2 separate regions of the Homo sapiens genome follow, and region 1 is linked to region 2. A link is an interaction called in ENCODE POLR2A ChIA-PET data of the cell type or tissue named here. Cell type or tissue: GM12878. All regions are shown on one strand.

Region 1 (8,000 bases), 170 kb after region 2:
AGAGCTGTGGGGCTTGGTGAGTGTTTCGTGGCCTCTCGGGTTGGTCAGCACCCCCAGCCAGCTGGCCCAGGACCCCTCTACAGAAGTCCAGGAGAGCAGGCGTCACCAAGATGTCCAACCCCTTCCTGAAGCAAGTCTTCAACAAGGACAAGACATTCCGCCCCAAGCGCAAGTTTGAGCCAGGCACCCAGCGCTTCGAGCTGCACAAGAAGGCGCAGGCGTCGCTGAACGCCGGGCTGGACCTGCGGCTGGCCGTGCAGTTGCCCCCGGGCGAGGACCTGAACGACTGGGTGGCTGTTCACGTGGTGGACTTCTTTAACCGCGTCAACCTCATCTACGGCACCATCAGCGACGGCTGCACGGAGCAGTCCTGCCCCGTCATGTCGGGGGGCCCCAAGTATGAGTACCGCTGGCAGGATGAGCATAAGTTCCGGAAGCCCACGGCACTCTCCGCGCCCAGGTACATGGACCTGCTGATGGACTGGATCGAGGCGCAGATCAACAACGAGGACCTCTTCCCCACCAACGTTGGTGAGTCAGAGCTGGCAGGGGCTCGGGGATACAGAGCCTTCCAGAAAAGTCAGGGAGGCCGAGCACAGTGGCTCACACCCGTAATGCCAGCGCTTTGGGAGGCCGAGCCCAGGGATCGCTTGAGCCCAGGAGTTTGAGCTCAGCCTGGGCAACATAGCAAGATCCCATCTCTACAAAAAATTTTAAAAATTAGCCAGGCATGGTGGCACACGCCTTTGGTCGCAGCTACTCGGGAGGCTAAGGTGGGAGGATCGCTTGAGGCTAGGAGGTTGAGGCTGCAGTAAACTATGATCGTGCCACTGTACTCCAGCCTGGGTGACAGAGCAAGACCCTGTCTCAAAAAAAAAAAAAGGATTCCATTTCTGAGTATTCTCCTAAGTTGGGCTGCTCTTAGTAGCCCCCCTTCATCCTGAATCACTCCTGGTGACTCCTGTCTCCTCACCCCAAAGCAGAGAATGACAGGATCAGCATCAGGCCTGGAGTCCTTCGCAGAGGAGACAAGCACCCCTGCCAGTGCTGGGCCCAGTGTTCTCAGTGGTTTCAGAATCACTGCCATGGAGCCCCTGGGCCCACCAGGATCATCACCCCGTTGGCGGGACCCCCTGCCCAGCTCGATGTGTAATGCACTGCATGGCTCTCAGGGACACCCCATAAACGTGGGTTTGAGGATGATCATTAGGGCACGTCCCTCCAGAGTACAGCGTACCTTTCTTTTCTTTTCTTTTTCTTTTTTTTTTTGAGACAGTGTCTCACTCTGTCACCCAGGCTGGAGTGCAGTGGCACGATCTCGGCTCACTTCAACCTCTACCTCCCAGGTTCAAGCGATTCTTCTGCCTCAGCCTCCTGAGTAGCTGGGATTACAGGCATGAGCCACCACACCCGGCTAATATTTGTATTTTTTAGTAAAGATGGGGTTTCTCCATGTTGGCCAGGCTGGTCTCGAACTCCAGACCTCAAGTGATCTGCCTGCCTCGGCCTCCCAAAGTGCTGGGATTACAGGCGTCAGCCACCGCGCCCGATCTGCCAGCAATTTCTGTCTGGAAGCCCCTTGTCACATCCAGGAGCAAAGGGTTCTGGACATGGACTTGGCTGAGTCCGTGGACCCGTCCCACCCCTCTCCCTGCAGGCACTCCGTTTCCCAAGAACTTCCTGCAGACGGTGCGGAAGATCCTGTCGCGGCTGTTCCGCGTGTTCGTGCACGTCTACATCCACCACTTTGACCGCATCGCGCAGATGGGCTCCGAGGCCCACGTGAACACCTGCTACAAGCACTTCTACTATTTCGTCAAGGAGTTCGGCCTCATCGACACCAAGGAGCTGGAGCCACTGGTGCGCGGGCTTGGGGCTGAGGGCGTGCGGTTACGGTGGGGCTGGTGGCCCGTGGCAGAGGAACCCTTCCGGGGCCAGGACCCTGACTGCTTGCGGTCGGCCCAGCAGCTGGCGGCCCCGGCTGGAGTTGGGCCCCGGGGACCCTGCTGATGGGACAAGTGGTGAGGTAGCTGGGAGGGATCCTGCGTTCTCCCACGGAACAAATGCCGGCGACAGGTGCAGTTTCCTCCGCGCCGCCCCGCGTCCAGCTCACTCCGCCTTCACCGTCCTGAGCTCAGGTGTCCCAGAGCGCCGCTCAGTGTCCCTTATGAAAGGGATGCGAGCCGGCACAAGCAGACTCCACCCCGACTTTTTTTGTTTGTTTGTTTTTGTTTGTTTTGAGACGGAGTCTCACTCTGTCACCCAGGCTGGAGTGCAGTGGTGCGATCTCGGCTCACTGCAACCTCCGCCTCCCGAGTTCAAGTGATTCTCCTGCCTCAGCCTCCCAAGTAGCTGGGATTACAGGCACGCGCCACCACGTCCAGCTAATTTTTTGTGTTTTTAGGAGAGAGGGGGTTTCACCGTGTTAGCCAGGATTGTCTCGATGGATCTCCTGACCATGTGGTTTGCCCATCTCAGCCTCTCAAAGTGCTGGGATTACAGGCGGGAGCCACTGTGCCTGGCCTTTTTTTTTTTTTTTTTTTTTTTGGAGATGGAGTCTGCCTCCCTCACCCAGGCTGGAGTGCAGTGGCGCCATCTTGGCTTACTGCAACCCCCACCTTCCGGGTTCAAGCAGTTCTCCTGCCTCAGTCTCCTGAGTAGCTGGGATTACAGGCACGTGCCACCACACCCCGCTAATTTTTGTATTTTTAGTAGAGACCAGGTTTTGCCATGTTGGCCAGGCTGGTCTCAAACTCCTGAACTCAGGTGATCTCCCTGTCTCGGCCTCCCAAAGTGCTGGAATGACAGACAGGAGCCACCGCACCTGCCTAGATTCCACCCGACTTCTGTAGCCAGCCGGGTACCTCTGCATCTGCCCTAGCCTGTCTGCTTTCCACGTTACCAGGTTTTATCGGGAGACGAACCCAGGGACCAGATTCCTCGGTGTGGGGTCCACATCCCTGAAGCCAATGTTGCTTCTTGAAATTGGGGCCCACAATTGTGTCTCGGTGATGGGGACCAGCAGTGGAGTGGGTGCCCGTGATTCAGGGCCTGGCACTGGAACCTGCCCAGAGGCTGCATTGTTCCCCAGGCTGCTGGGCGCTGTATGGATGTGGGGATCCTGATGTGAGAGCGGGACCCCACCAGCCTCCGAGTAGCTGGGACCACAGCCAGCACGCCCGGCTGATTTTTTATTGTGTGTAGAGATGGGGTCTCACTATGATGCCCAGGCTGGTCTGAACTCATGGATGCAAGCAATCCTCCCACCTTGGCCTCCCAAAGTATTCAGATGACAGGTGGGAGCCACCACTCTCTTACAACTTTAAAAAATGGTTAAAAATGGACGGACGAGGTGGCTCCCACCAGTAATCCCAGCCCTTTGGGAGGCCAAAGAGGGAGAATCACTCGAGCTCAGAAGTTTGAGAACAGCCTGGACAACATAGTGAGACCTCATCTCTACAAAAAATGAAAAAAATGAGCCAGGCACAGTGGTGCGTGCCTGTGGTCCTAGCTACTCAGGGGGCTGAGACAGGAGAATTGCTTGTGCCTGGGAGGTTGAGGCTGCAGTAAGCCGAGATCACGCCACTGTAGTCCAGCCTGGGTGACAGCCAGTAACCTGTCTCAAAAAAAAAAAAAAAGAAAAGAAAAGATTAAGGCCCGGCGTGGTGGCTCACGCCTGTAATCCCAGCACTTTGGAATGCCAAGACGGGCAGCTCATGAGGTCAGGAGTTCAAGACCAGCCTGGCCAACATGGTGAAACCCCATCGCTACTAAAAATACAAAAAATTAGCTGGGCATGGTGGCACGCGCCTGTAATTCCAGCTACTCGGGAGGCTGAGGCAGAAGAATCACTTGAACCCAGGAGGCAGAGGTTGCAGTGAGCTGAGATCGCGCCATTGCACTCCAGCCTGGGTGACAGAGCAAGACTCTGTCTCAGGGGAAAAAAAAAAATTAGCCAGGCATGGTGGTGGGCACTTGTGATCCCAGCTACTCAGGAGGCTGAGGCAGGAGAATCGTTTGAACCCAGGAGGTGGAGGTTGCAGTGAGCCAAGATTGCGCCACAGCTCTCCAGCCTGAATGACAGAGTGAAACTCCGTCTCAAAAAAAAAAAAAGACTAAAAACATCTTCACATAACTTCCTCATTTTTGTGCATCCCCTTTCAGGCTTTGCTACTGGTAAACATTTTGCTAAATTTAAAATTAATAGTTGCATACTCAGTGGCTCTAAAGATGGTAGTGGGGTCTTCCTCTTTTTTCTTTCTTTTTCTTTTCTTTTTTCTTTTTCTTTTTTTCTGTATTCCAGAACTTTCCTTCTAGTGTCCCAGTCTGTATAAGACAGGGATCAGCAAACTGCAGCCCTCTGGCCTGGCTTCCTGTTTTTGTAAATAAAGTTTCTGGGGTTTTTTTGTTTGTTTGTTTGTTTGATCTCAGCCACTGCAACCTCCACCTCACAGGTTCAAGTGATTCCCCTCCCTCAGCCTCCTGAGTAGCTGGGACTACAGGCATGTGCCACCATACCTGGCTTATTTTTTTGTATTTTTAGTAGAGACGGGGTTTCACCATGTTAGCCAGGATGGTCTCGATCTCCTGACCTCATGATCCGCCCACCTCAGCCTCCCAAAGTTGTTTTTTTCTTTTTTGAGACAGAGTCTCGCTCTGTCACCCAGGCTGGAGTGCAGTGGCGCGATCTTGGCTCACGGTAACCTCTGTCTCCCAGGTTCAAGCGATTCTCCTCCCTCAGCCTCCTGAGTAGCTGGGATTACAGGTGCCTGCCACCATGCCAGGCTAATTTCTATATTTTTAGTAGAGACAGGATTTCACCGTGTTATCCAGGCTGGTCTTGAACTCCTGACCTCAGGTGATCTGCCTACCTCTGCCTCCCAAAGTGCTGGGATTACAGGCGTGAGCCACCAAGCCTGGCTGTAAATACAGTTTTATTGGCAGCGAGGTACACTTGTGAGGTTACCATCGTCTGAGGTGGCTTTTGAGGTACAAGACAGAGTTGAGCCATCATGACAGGGACCGTCTGGCCCACAGATCTGAAAATGCTGACTCTCTGGCCTCATGGGGTAGCCTGCTGCCCCTGGTCTCAGGTGTGCCATTGCCTGTGTGGTTTTTGTTGTTTGGGTGTTCAGGGAAGCCCCCAGCTGCCGTTTCTCTGCCTGTGCGTCTCCGTGTGTCTGCTGTTCGCATCACCCCTTTTAGGAGTGGCTGGTGGGAGCTGATGTCTTGCTTGCTCTTTACAGAAAGAAATGACCGCCCGGATGTGCCACTGAGAGCCCCGCGGGTCTCCCGGTGCCCGAACCGCCGCTGGGGCCTCGGAGACTTGGAGGAGGACGCTCTGGAACCATCATCCCGCTTCTCTCCGGCCTGAGCATCTCAGGGAGACCAGGGGCCGAGCCGCTGAGCAGGTGTTGGTCCTCAGGAGCTCCAACCCCGGACGGCAGATGCCTTCCTCAGTCTCGAGCCTCAGTCTCCCGTCTGGGACTAAAACGTGAACTCTGTAATTCTATGTGTTACTAGCAACCGGAAAAGCCCACTGTGTTTTTAAACCACTTCCACTTTCCAGGAGGCTGGATGGCTTCCAGGGTCACTCCTTGCCCTGGGTGGCTCCCAGGCTCCTGGAACTTCTGCCTCCACCTCGCTGGGGAGCCCCCAGGGCTGCTGTGGCCACAGCCCTGCCTGGGCCTGTCTCTCAAGGGCACCCAGCTTGCTCGGCCTCCTACATGTCTCCCGTTGGGGAGGCAAGAGGCTGAGGGGCTTCCGAGCCCCTGAGAGCGGACATCTCCTCCCGCAGGCCTTTACTCCGCACTCCCCACTGGCAGCCGCTGGTGTCTCTTCACACAGAGGCACAACCTGGACCCAGGCAGCCTCTTTCCTCCCTCCCCAATCTCTTCCATTTTTCTACAGATTTTTTTTTTTTTGGTCATACTAGAGACAGGGGTCTCGCTGAACTCCTGGCCTCCAGTGATCCTCCATCCTCGGCCTCCCAAAGTGCTGGAATCACAGGGGTGAGCCACCGCACCCAGCCCTCTCTCTTCCTCAATGCACTCTGCTTCTTCCGTTCTTCCGAAACATTCAGCTGACTGTATCCAGGGCTTCCTGGACTCCTGGGACCCCACGTCCTGCACCCCGGCTTCTGACTCATTTCCTAAGGGCCCCTTTGTGTATCATAAAGGGTTTGATTTTTATAGTCACATTTACAACCATCTTGAGATTTTTATTTTTTTTGAACGGAGTCTCCCACTGTCGCCCAGACTGGAGTCCAGTGGCACAATCTCGGCTCACTGCATCCTCCACCTCCTGGGTTCAAGTGATTCTCCTGCTTCAGCCTCCCAAGTAGCTGGGATTACAGGTGTGCGCCACCACGCCCAGGAAATTATTGTAGTTTTAGTAGAGACAAGATTTCACCATGTTGGCCAGGCTGGTCTCAAACTCCTGACTTCAGGTGATCCGCCTACCTTGGCCTCCAAAAGTGCTGGGATTACAGGCATGAGCTACTGCACCCGGCCTAACCAGGCTGGAGTGCAGTGGTGGGATCTCGGCTCACTGCAAGCTCCGCCTCCCAGATTCACGCCATTCTCCTGCCTCAGCCTCCCCAGCAGCTGGGACTACAGGCACCCACCGTCACACCCGGCTAATTTTTTTGTATTTTAGTAGAGACAGGGTTTCACCGTGTTAGCCAGGATGGTCTTGATCTCCTGACCTTGTGATCCACCAGCCTCAGCCTCCCAAAGTGCTGGGATTACAGGCGTGAGCCACTGTGCCCGGCCAAGAATTTTTTTATCGATAACATAGTGAGCTCTCTGCCTCTTCGGAACGATGTCCACTTTGCTTATGATCAACCCAAGCAGGACTCTTCTCTCCCTGGACGCCTCTCCCCTGGTCTGGAATCTTCCAGTTCTGCCAGAATTGGCCTTTCCCAGATGCTGCAAACTTCCAGTTGAACCCCTTTTTCTGTGTGGCCCCTGGGGCTGCGAGACCAAAATCCATGAGTTCTGTGTACCCTAGACCTTTGGAAGGTGAGAGCAGGGCCCTGAGAAAAGGCAGCCACCTCCTCTCCCTGGCTGAACCCCTGCCACCCTACTCCTCACCAGAATTGTCAGTGGCCTTTCACCACAGTGGTCCTTCCTGCCTGAGCCCTGCACTGTCCCAGACCACACAGAAGTCTGGTCACCTCTGGGCGCCTGGGATGGTCACCGAAGAGAAGCACGCTGTCCCCGTCTCTCCTGGCTTCTGCCAGAAAATCGAACAAGTGCAATTAACACACTGTTACTGCCGAAGCCTGAAACTCCCAGGACTTGTCCTTGATCCTTCCAGAAACCACCAGGTCCGGCACTTGGAGCCCCCCGGAGAGGGACCTCCCAGCCGAGCCCTCAAAGAACTCCATGAAATCAGGAACTGCTTGATGAAATGTATCTCCTTGTACCTGGAAGATGAAGCCCAAACACCCACACCTCTGTCTCCCCCAGGGCTCGGGATGTCTCCAGCAGCCCGGCCACGCAGCTTCCCAGGTGGGCTCGGGGAGGTGGGAGCAGGGACCATCTCTGTCCCCTCCACCCTCACTCCATCCACCTCGGAGACCACCCTCCCCCAGCCAGATACGGAATAAAACTACAGACGCAGACGTCGGAATAAATGGTGTCGTTTTCCTGCCAGTGTTAACAGGGTGCCCTGTCCTAGGGGTGAGCCTCAGGCTTTGGGGCTGAGAAAATCTTTTTTATTTTTCTTTCTTTTTTTTTTTTTTTAGACAGCTACTCAGCTTTTCTTTCTTTCTTTCTTTCTTTCTTTCTTTTTTTTTTTTTTTTAAATCCCAGCTACTTGGGAGGCTGAGGCAGGAGAATTGCCTGAACCCTGGCGGCAGAGGTTGCAGTGAGCCGAGATGGCACCACTGCACTCCAGCCTGTGTGACAGAGCAAGACGCTGTCTCAAAAAAAAAAAAAAAGAAAAGAAAAGAAAATGAAGCACAAAAGTTTTTACCCTGTGCCAAGGAACAGATC
Region 2 (8,000 bases):
TCCAGGCCACGGACCCGCAACCCAGTCCTAGGAACAAGACCACAGCCTCCCTGCCCAGGGTGGGGGCTCTGCCAGCCCCTGATCTTCCCTAGGAGGACCCGGCCCACCTGAAGGAAGACGGCGGTGCCAAGCTTGGGGCTGGGCCCCACATACCTTCCTCCAGGTGTAGGACCACCAGGCGCTGCCCCCCAGGGTCCCGCAGCCAGGCCCCCAGCCGCCGTAGAGAGGGCAAGGCAGCCTGCCTGTCACCGGTGTTGCAGACCCCGAAGGTGGCCAGGTCTCGGGGGCCCCAGCGGGCCCTCTGCACGGCCCCCAGGAAGGCCTGCTCATAGGCGCTTAGAGCCCCCACCACCCGCAGGGGGGAGCTGCTGCCATTGCTGTCCCCGCCCAGTGCCACCAGGCACAGAGGCTCTTGTGGGCTGCCTGGAGGCCAGTCCAAGTCTTCTCGGAAGATGAGGCCACTGGTGCCCACAGCTGGCTCCTCTGCTCTGAGGGCCTCAGTCCCCAGCAGAGCCCCCAGGGCAGACAGCACTAGGGCCAGGCTGGTGAGAGGCAGGTCCCGCATCGTGGGTGCTGCCAGGGGCTGGGCTGCCTGCCTTAAGTGAGCCGAGTGGAAGGTGGGGTGTTTGTGCAGGACAGACCCCTATCTCCTCTGCCGCGACCTTGGGGGACAGTGCCCGGCGCCCCCACTCCAGGCAGAGTGGCCTTCTCAAAGAGCCCTTTCTGTCCCTGGCAGCCTATCTCCCTCCCCAGTGATAGAGCTGGGCCTGATGTGTCAACATGCCGTCCTTGAGGGCCATCCCCAGAAGACACAGGAGTGGGAACCAGGCTGGGAGTGACGGCCAGGCAACCAAACTAGACAGCGCTGGGGGCGGGGGGCCCAGATGTCCTGGGTGCTGAGGTGTGGGCCTGGAGGAGGAGGGTCCCAAGTCAGTGGGGGCGCCCTGTCCCTGCTCACCCTCCCCACCCCTGGTGGGCTATCTGGAGACCCCAAGGATATCGTGGAGTCTGCTCTTCCCTCCCCAGAACAGGACCCCAGATCCCCTCCTAGCTGGCTGGTGGGGTCTGTCCTCCACCAGGCCATCTCCAAGGTACAGCCATCTCTCAGGCCTCCCACAGGTGTCTCCTGGCGGGCCCCAGGCCCTCCCCAGTCGGCCCAAACTGGGGGATGGTGCTGTGCCTGGCACTCCCACACACACTGACACAGTAGGGCGGCGCTGCGGACATCAGTGCACTCAGGGCTGGGGGAGGCTGTTTAATGAGCGGGGGGCAGTACAAAAGAGCAGCCTTCTCTCAGTGGGAAAAGGCAAGAGCACCTGGCGCTGGGCTTGCTGGGGGAGGGAGCAGCTTCTCAGTTGGTTGGGGGAGGGGGAGGTATGTTCCCTGGGCCTTCGGAGGGAAGTGGGGGCCTCAGCATTGGGGGCATGGGAGTTGGGGGGTGCACCCCAGGATTTGAGGGGTGAACTCCCGGAGGCTGAGGGTGGACCCCAGGAGCCGACGGATGGACCCCGGGAGGTTGGGGGTGGACCCCCGGGGCCTGAGGGTGCATCCCTGGGGCTGGTGGGTGCACCCCTGGGGCCTGAGGGTGAACGGCGGGGGCTGCTGGGTGCACCCCCGGGGCCTGGGGGTGAACCCCCGCTGATGGGGGAGGATGGACCCCTGGGGCTGGTGGGTGAACCCCAGGGGCTGGTGGGTGGACTCCGGGGGCTGGTGGGTGAACCCCGGGGGCTGGAGGGTGGACTCCAGGAGCTGGGGGGTGGACCCCAGAGGTTGGTGGGTGGACCCCAGGGGCTGGGGGATGGACGCCAGGAGCTGGGGGGTGGACGCCAGGAGCTGGGGGATGGACCCCAGATGCAGGGGGATGCACCACTGGGGCCGGGGGGTGGACCCCTGGAGCTGGCGGGGGTAGCTGGGGTGGTCCCGGGGGCCCTGAGGGCGCAGGCCCTGTGGGGGGCATGGGTGGCAGAGGCAGGCCTCCTGGCGGGGGCGGTGGCAAAGACTCAGGCAGCGGTGGCCGAGGGGGCAGACCGTTCATCAGCGGGGGTGGAGGCCGCTTCACCCCAGGGGGGCCAGCAGGGAGGCTGGGTGGAGCCGGGGGCTTCTCCATCTTAAAGTGGAACTGGAGGAAGAACTAGAGAGACGGAGAAAGGTTCAGCAGGCACGGGTGGGGCTAGGGCAGGGCTAGGGCCGCCAGGGCTGGGTGGGAAGGAGCCAGGCTCGGGGCGAGCCACTCACCTGCTTGGTCTCCCGGTTCCAGTGTGTCCAGAACTTGCCCTCCGCCTTGTCGATCTCTCTGCTCGGCACCTGGGAGGGCGGGGGACAGAGAGGGCTCCTGGTCCCTGTGACCTCAGGGCGACCATCAGGCAGGGAGCCCGAGGCACTAGCCTCCCCAGCCCGGACTCTACCCTGGGAGCCCAGGAGAAGGCTGGTAAGACTTTCGTGGGGCACAGGGTTCAGTTCTGGAGTGAAACAGACCTGGCCTCAATGCTAGCACGCTGTTGGCCCCCTCCCTGGGCAGTCACCGTTTGTATTATTTGTTTCCTGATGGCCGCCCTGTCCAGGCATGGGGACAGGCTGTAGGAAGCCCTCCAGCAGCCTGGCCCAGGAAGTGAGGTCACTTGGCAAAGGCCTCACAGGCCTGGCGCTCAGCCCTGCCGGCCTCCCTTCTCATTGGCCCAGTGGAGCCCAAGCAGGCCCTCCTGCAGAGCCCAATGGGAGAGGTGCCCTGCCCGGCCTGTGCAGACCCTTCTGGCTCCGACTTGGGGGGGGCCCAGGGGACCCCAAGCCCGATGGGAGGGGCATCCTGCCCAGCCTATGCAGATCCTTCTGGCTTGCACATCTCAAGGGGGCCCAGGGAACCCCGCAGCCACGCTACCTTGAAGGCAATGGTCTCGTAGGGCTCGGCGGCCATGAGCAGGTACTGCCAGCGCCGGTCCGGAGGCTCGATCCTCTGCTCGTACGCAGACATGAAGCGGTGACGTGGCATGATGCCCTCGGCGATCTCAGGGTAGTCAATCTGCAGGGACACGGCCGGGTGGCAGAGCCGCCTCTTGGGTGCCTTTGGCCGCCCCCCACGCCCAAGTCCCTGATCTCACCTGGAAGAGGAGGCTCTGCTGGCCCATCTCCGAGTCTCTCTGCTTGGTCACTGCAACACAGAAAGCTCTCAGGTCCCGGCTGCTTGTCCTCTCCGAAGCTGAGGAACCTGGGGCAGGCTAATGCCACCCACTGAACGAGAGCGGGACCCCGGGGGAGGCCCTGCAGCTCTGGCAACCATTAGACAATCTCCGCCCAGGCTCTGGGATTCTGGTATAGGTGAAGGCACAGGTGCGCCAGAGCTGAGCTACCTGCGGAGTCACTCAGGCAGGGACCGAGGATGGTGCTCCTTTGTCCCAATCCCCAGAGCCCTTCACCAGGGGTGCTGGGATACCACCCAGCAGGAGTTGGGGCCACTGGGTAGGGAGGGGCCCTCGGCACCCTGGCTCTGGGATTCGAGCGGGGCCGCCTGAACAGGGCTGACACCATGTATACGGTGAGCGAGAGAGGATGCCCTTCCCGCCAGAGCTCAGCAGCCTGGACCCCGAGAATGGCTGCTGGGCTGCCTGCCGCCCGGCCACTCTCCATGCGGCCTCAGACACGCACACTCACAAGCCCTCTGCCGCCTCACCGTCCTGAGCCCAAGCCCAGGACCTGTCAGGGCCTCCCCACCAGGAGCCTGCCGCTCTAGCCACCCTCGCCCACCCGGTGCACCTGCCCCGGGACCTCTGCCCTGCAGGCTTCTGTCTGGAGGCCAGGCACACAGGCTGTCCCCGCCTTCTGTAAAGAACACTTGCTGGGTAGCGTGCCCGCCTTCCTGAACCCTATGGACACAAGTCTCTATCTTCCACCCTGGTCACTTCCCCAGCTTTCTGAACCGGGGTCACCTCTAGCCATTCCCACTGCTGAGGGTCCGGGAGGAGCTGCCTCTAACAGCCGCTTCTCCCTGTCCTCCTTCAAAGGCTTCAAGGTTAACCGGAGGGATGTGCCAGGGCTCACCACACCTCCACTTCCACTCTTTTGCTTGGCAAGAATTCCCAGAAGCTTCCACAAGACCCGGACAGGAGGGCACAGACTGTGGCTCAGCTGGGAAATGGGCTGCTGGGTGAGATGGGTGCTTATCGGGCCCAGCCTGACAGCTCCCAGACACAACGCCAGAGGCTGCAGGTGGGTGAGGGACGGCCACCAAGGCCGGAAAACAGTGGCTCAGGGAGGAGGCTATCAGGGCTGCACCTCCCGCACTGGAGACTAAAGAACACACTTATGTCACGGCAGCGGCTGTGGCCGGCCCCGCTGCGGGCAGACTCACCTTTGTAGCCCGGGCGGCCGATCTTCACAAACTTCTTCACCTCCACCTTGACCTTCTCAGGCGCGGGCTGGGCAGGGGCCTCCTTGGCCTCCTTGGCTGCTCGCCGGGCCCTGCGGACAGGATGGAGGTGCTGCTGGGACCCCTCCACACACAGGCACCAAAGCCATGGGCCCAGGTGCCAGGAGCCCCCTGACCTTGGAGCTCACTACAAGCTGAGAGATGAGGAGGGCCAGGGGCCTGGGAGGGGCCCTGGGGTTTGGCTGAGGACAGGGATAGGACAGGCATGTTCTCTTCCTGTCATGCTCCTCACTGTCCCTGGCTGGGGCCCTTCCAACAACTCCATGCCTCTGCTCTTTTTTTTTTTTTTTAATAAGACAAGAGTCTCACTCTGTCGCCCAGGATGGAGTACAGTGGCAGCACCTTGGTTCACTGCAATCTCTGCCTCCCAGATTCAAGATTCTCCTGCCTCAGCCTCCATAGTAGCTGTGATTACAGACGTGTGCCACCATGCCTGGCCTAATTTTTGTATTTTTAGTAGAGATGGAGTTTCACAATGTTGGCCAGGCTGGTCTCGAACTCCTGACCTCAAGTGATCTGCCCGCCTCAGCCATCCATGCCTCTGTTCTCTAATGCTCCCCAGGAACCGTACTCAAGCGCCCAGGGAGGCTCAGGCCAGGCTGGCTCCCCGGCTGTGGAGCAGTGGCCCGCGAGGCTCACAGAGACTTGAGCCAACGGCTGCTGGAGCACCAGGCATCAAAGGGACATGAGGTACTCACAGGTTGGTCTGGTGCTTCTTCCCCTGCGTATGTGCCAGGTAGCTCCCCTGGAGTGGAAAGGAAACACGCATGACTCGAGGCCGGGCGGACAGACACAGGCAGGTCCCCCTGACGTCAGCCACTCAGCCCGCCGCGAGCCGCCCGGAGCCAGGCAGAGGCCGCACCTCATTGTTGTGAAGTGTCAGGCAGAGTTTGCATTCATAGGAGCCCAGGTGGTTCTTCATGAAGTACGGGTCCTGGAGGGGAAGAACAGGGGCCCGTTAGACAGAAGATCGCGGCCTGCTGCCGTCAAGGCCCTCAGAGGCGGGATCCCCTTTCTGTAGAGGCATGGAGGCAGAACCCCCCTTCTGTAGAGGCATGGCTACCGCTGACAGTGGTCAAGCATTTCTGAAAACGGGGGATCCAGCGGGAGGCCTTCGTGAGCACGGGTGTCACCACCTGGGGCTGTGGGCCAGGCTTCGAGCAGTGGGGGTTCCCAGGGAGCCCCCGACACCACCTTCCTGGTGGTTCTGAGTCAGAGGGAGGCACAGCCAGGACAGCACCGCCGGTCACTCCCGAGGCAGGGAGCCGTCCACTGCCCACGCCACCACGCCAGCAGTAGGCACAAGGCAGACACAGGCACAAGAAAAGCAAATGGGCTACACTGAAGACCCAAAGACCCGCCCATCTGCAGGCCCTAAGCTGGGGCAGCCGGGCGCACACATCTCGTCTCAGACGCTGGAGTTCAAAGTCTAACTCCACCATCTGCGGCTGTGGCACCCCCTCTACCCATGACCTCATCTGGAAGACGGGGACGGTAACAGAGCCCTTGCCATAGGCCAGGCCCGTGGGGCATGTCAGGGTACACAAAGAGTGCTCCAGCCCCGATGTCCACGGTGCTGAGGGGACTCGGCTCACCCCTGCCTCTGCACAAGCTAAAATCAAAGGCTGCCCTTCACCACATCTGGCTGGACTGACATCAGCTCTCCCCACTCCCAGAAAATTAAATAATGCAAAACAGAAGGCTGTGGACAGAACAAAACATGTCCACATGGGACTCAGAGCCACAGAGGGTCTGCTCTCTGGGGTGGACAGATGGGAGCTGTGGCTGCTCGGGGGCAACAGGGGAGCGTCTGGACACGGGGCTGCATCGCCCAGCCTGGGCGGAGGCCCAAGAAGAGCCTCTGGCACCCTCTCCAGGGCTGCCCTGGAAAGCCCAGCACCCACCACAGGCAGCTGCACGGTGGCTGGCCCACCTTGTTGATGTCGATGGTCTCCAGGGCCAGCTGCCGGAGGCGCTCCCTGCGGTCACGGTTGCTCTCGGAGGAGGAGGCCACGCCCCCGCTCCCGGTCTTGCCCCCGGGGCGATGCTGGAAGTCCATGGTGATGGCCTTAGGGCTTTAGCAGACTGGGAGACACCTGTGGAGGCCAAGAGGAGAGTGAGGAAGATGGCTCAGAACTCGGGGCTGCTGCTGGGACCTCCCTGGGCGGGCTGGGCTGGAGCCCTCGAGACTGCCCCTCACCCTGCACTCCCAGCGCCAGGGTCTAACCAGCCCTGAGGGGGCCACCCCATAGCGCACCCAGTCTCTTCCAGGAGGCTGAGGCCCACTGTGGACAGGCACAGACACAAGGAAGCTGGAGCCTGTCTCCAAGTGACCAGGCATGAGGGATGGAGAGGAAGCCGCTCCAGCCCAGGGTGCCAAGGCCTGGAGACCTGAAATTGTAATAGGGAGCCCAGAGAAGGCATAAAGGGAAGACAAGACCAAGATCTCACAAACGAGTCACCACCTCCAGGAAGCCATCCCGGACTGCCCAAGCCCCTAGTGTTCACGCCTTCCTCTGAATTCCCTCTCTGGTTGGCTACGCTTACTTGTCCCAACCTAATCTCTTGGGCTCGATGTAAATTTGTTAGGCGGAGATCAGTGAGGACACTGATCTTCGCATCCTCACTGAGTAACACCTGGGAGATCTGCCACATCTGCTTGTGGCGCAGGGGGCTCTGCTGAGTCCCCAACATCCTCTTCCTGATGCAGGCCTCTGCCAAGGTCTCCCACGCCCTTTCAGGCTCTGTGCAAATCTGAGTTCCAGGCAGCCTCCTCTCATCTCCTGGTAGTCTTTCCCTTGCCTGCTCAATGTTGGCCCCGGGCCCTGGTTTAAGGGTCTTGGGTGAGCTCAGAGAGATGGGGCCCATGAGACTGAGTGAATCACTGCCCCCAAAAGATGTCCACATCCTAATCCCTGGGACCTGTGAACATGTCCCCTCATGGCAGAAAAGGGATGTGCAGGTGGGCTTGAGGATCTTAAAATGGCAGGTGATCCTGGGTGACCTCATGAGAGGAGGCGGGAGGCTGAGAGTCAGAGAGGCTGCGCTGTGGCTGTGAATGGGGAGGAAGGGGCCCCGAGGCAAGGCACACAGGTGCCTCTGGACACTGGGAAAGGCAGGAAACGAGTTGTCCCCCAGAGCCTCCAGAAGGAATGGAGCCCTGTGGACTGTTTGGACTCTGACCCCAGAACCAGAAGCTGATACAGCCGTGTCATCTGAACTACTGCGTCTGCAGTGATGTGTCACAGTGTCTGCAGGTGTGCAGGGGCACGCTGAGGGACAGGGCACAGTGGCCGCAGGTGTGCAGGGGCACGCTGAGGGACAGGCCACAGTGGCGGCAGGTGTGCAGGGGCACGCTGAGGGACAGGCCACAGTGGCCGCAGGTGTGCAGGGGCATGCTGAGGGACAGGCCAGCTGTACTGCTGACTTGTGGTGGGGCCTGAAGTCACCCCTTACTCTATGGGGGCCCAGGAGCCCTCCCCAACCAGTTTTTATTCCCTGGGCAAGTTTATGAAAATGATCAAGCATGGTAACTGGTGAGGTGGACCTCCCAGCTCACTGCAGTATCACGGCTGCCCCA

What was found. ChIA-PET counts read pairs that join two places held together with the same protein. Peaks named below come from ENCODE experiments on the same cell type or tissue, not always from the same donor. Only the 100,000 strongest peaks of a DNase experiment are listed, where the experiment ranks them.
Region 1: POLR2A ChIA-PET joins it to region 2 with 8 read pairs; 5 of 35 experiments call an interaction of 5 or more read pairs at or near these places.

Annotation. Positions count from the first base shown.
Region 1 is chr19:2,070,671-2,078,670 of GRCh38, reverse strand. It overlaps MOB3A (MOB kinase activator 3A), which reads left to right. Exons shown (of 5, transcript NM_130807.3): 3 at 1-531; 4 at 1,658-1,860; 5 at 5,247-7,635. The coding sequence starts at 111. The coding sequence ends at 5,276. Among named protein-coding and RNA genes, the nearest start is that of MOB3A, 22 kb to the left of the region's middle. RefSeq lists enhancers at 4,307-4,356, 6,797-6,846, 6,877-6,926. In GM12878, no CTCF peak of the experiment used is centred here; no DNase peak of the experiment used is centred here; H3K4me3 peaks cover 2,173 bases; H3K27ac peaks cover 905 bases.
Region 2 is chr19:2,241,898-2,249,897 of GRCh38, reverse strand. It overlaps SF3A2 (splicing factor 3a subunit 2), which reads right to left. Exons shown (of 9, transcript NM_007165.5): 2 at 6,354-6,516; 3 at 5,283-5,354; 4 at 5,119-5,165; 5 at 4,343-4,452; 6 at 3,096-3,145; 7 at 2,876-3,016; 8 at 2,236-2,304; 9 at 1,243-2,131. The coding sequence starts at 6,479. The coding sequence ends at 1,352. AMH (anti-Mullerian hormone) reads right to left here and starts at 575. Exons shown (of 5, transcript NM_000479.5): 1 at 154-575. The coding sequence starts at 565. RefSeq lists promoters at 566-597, 566-775, 566-845, 597-2,631, 566-3,564, enhancers at 493-632, 2,687-3,188, 2,487-3,564, 3,818-4,318, 5,983-6,560 and 1 more and a silencer at 7,018-7,215. In GM12878, no CTCF peak of the experiment used is centred here; no DNase peak of the experiment used is centred here.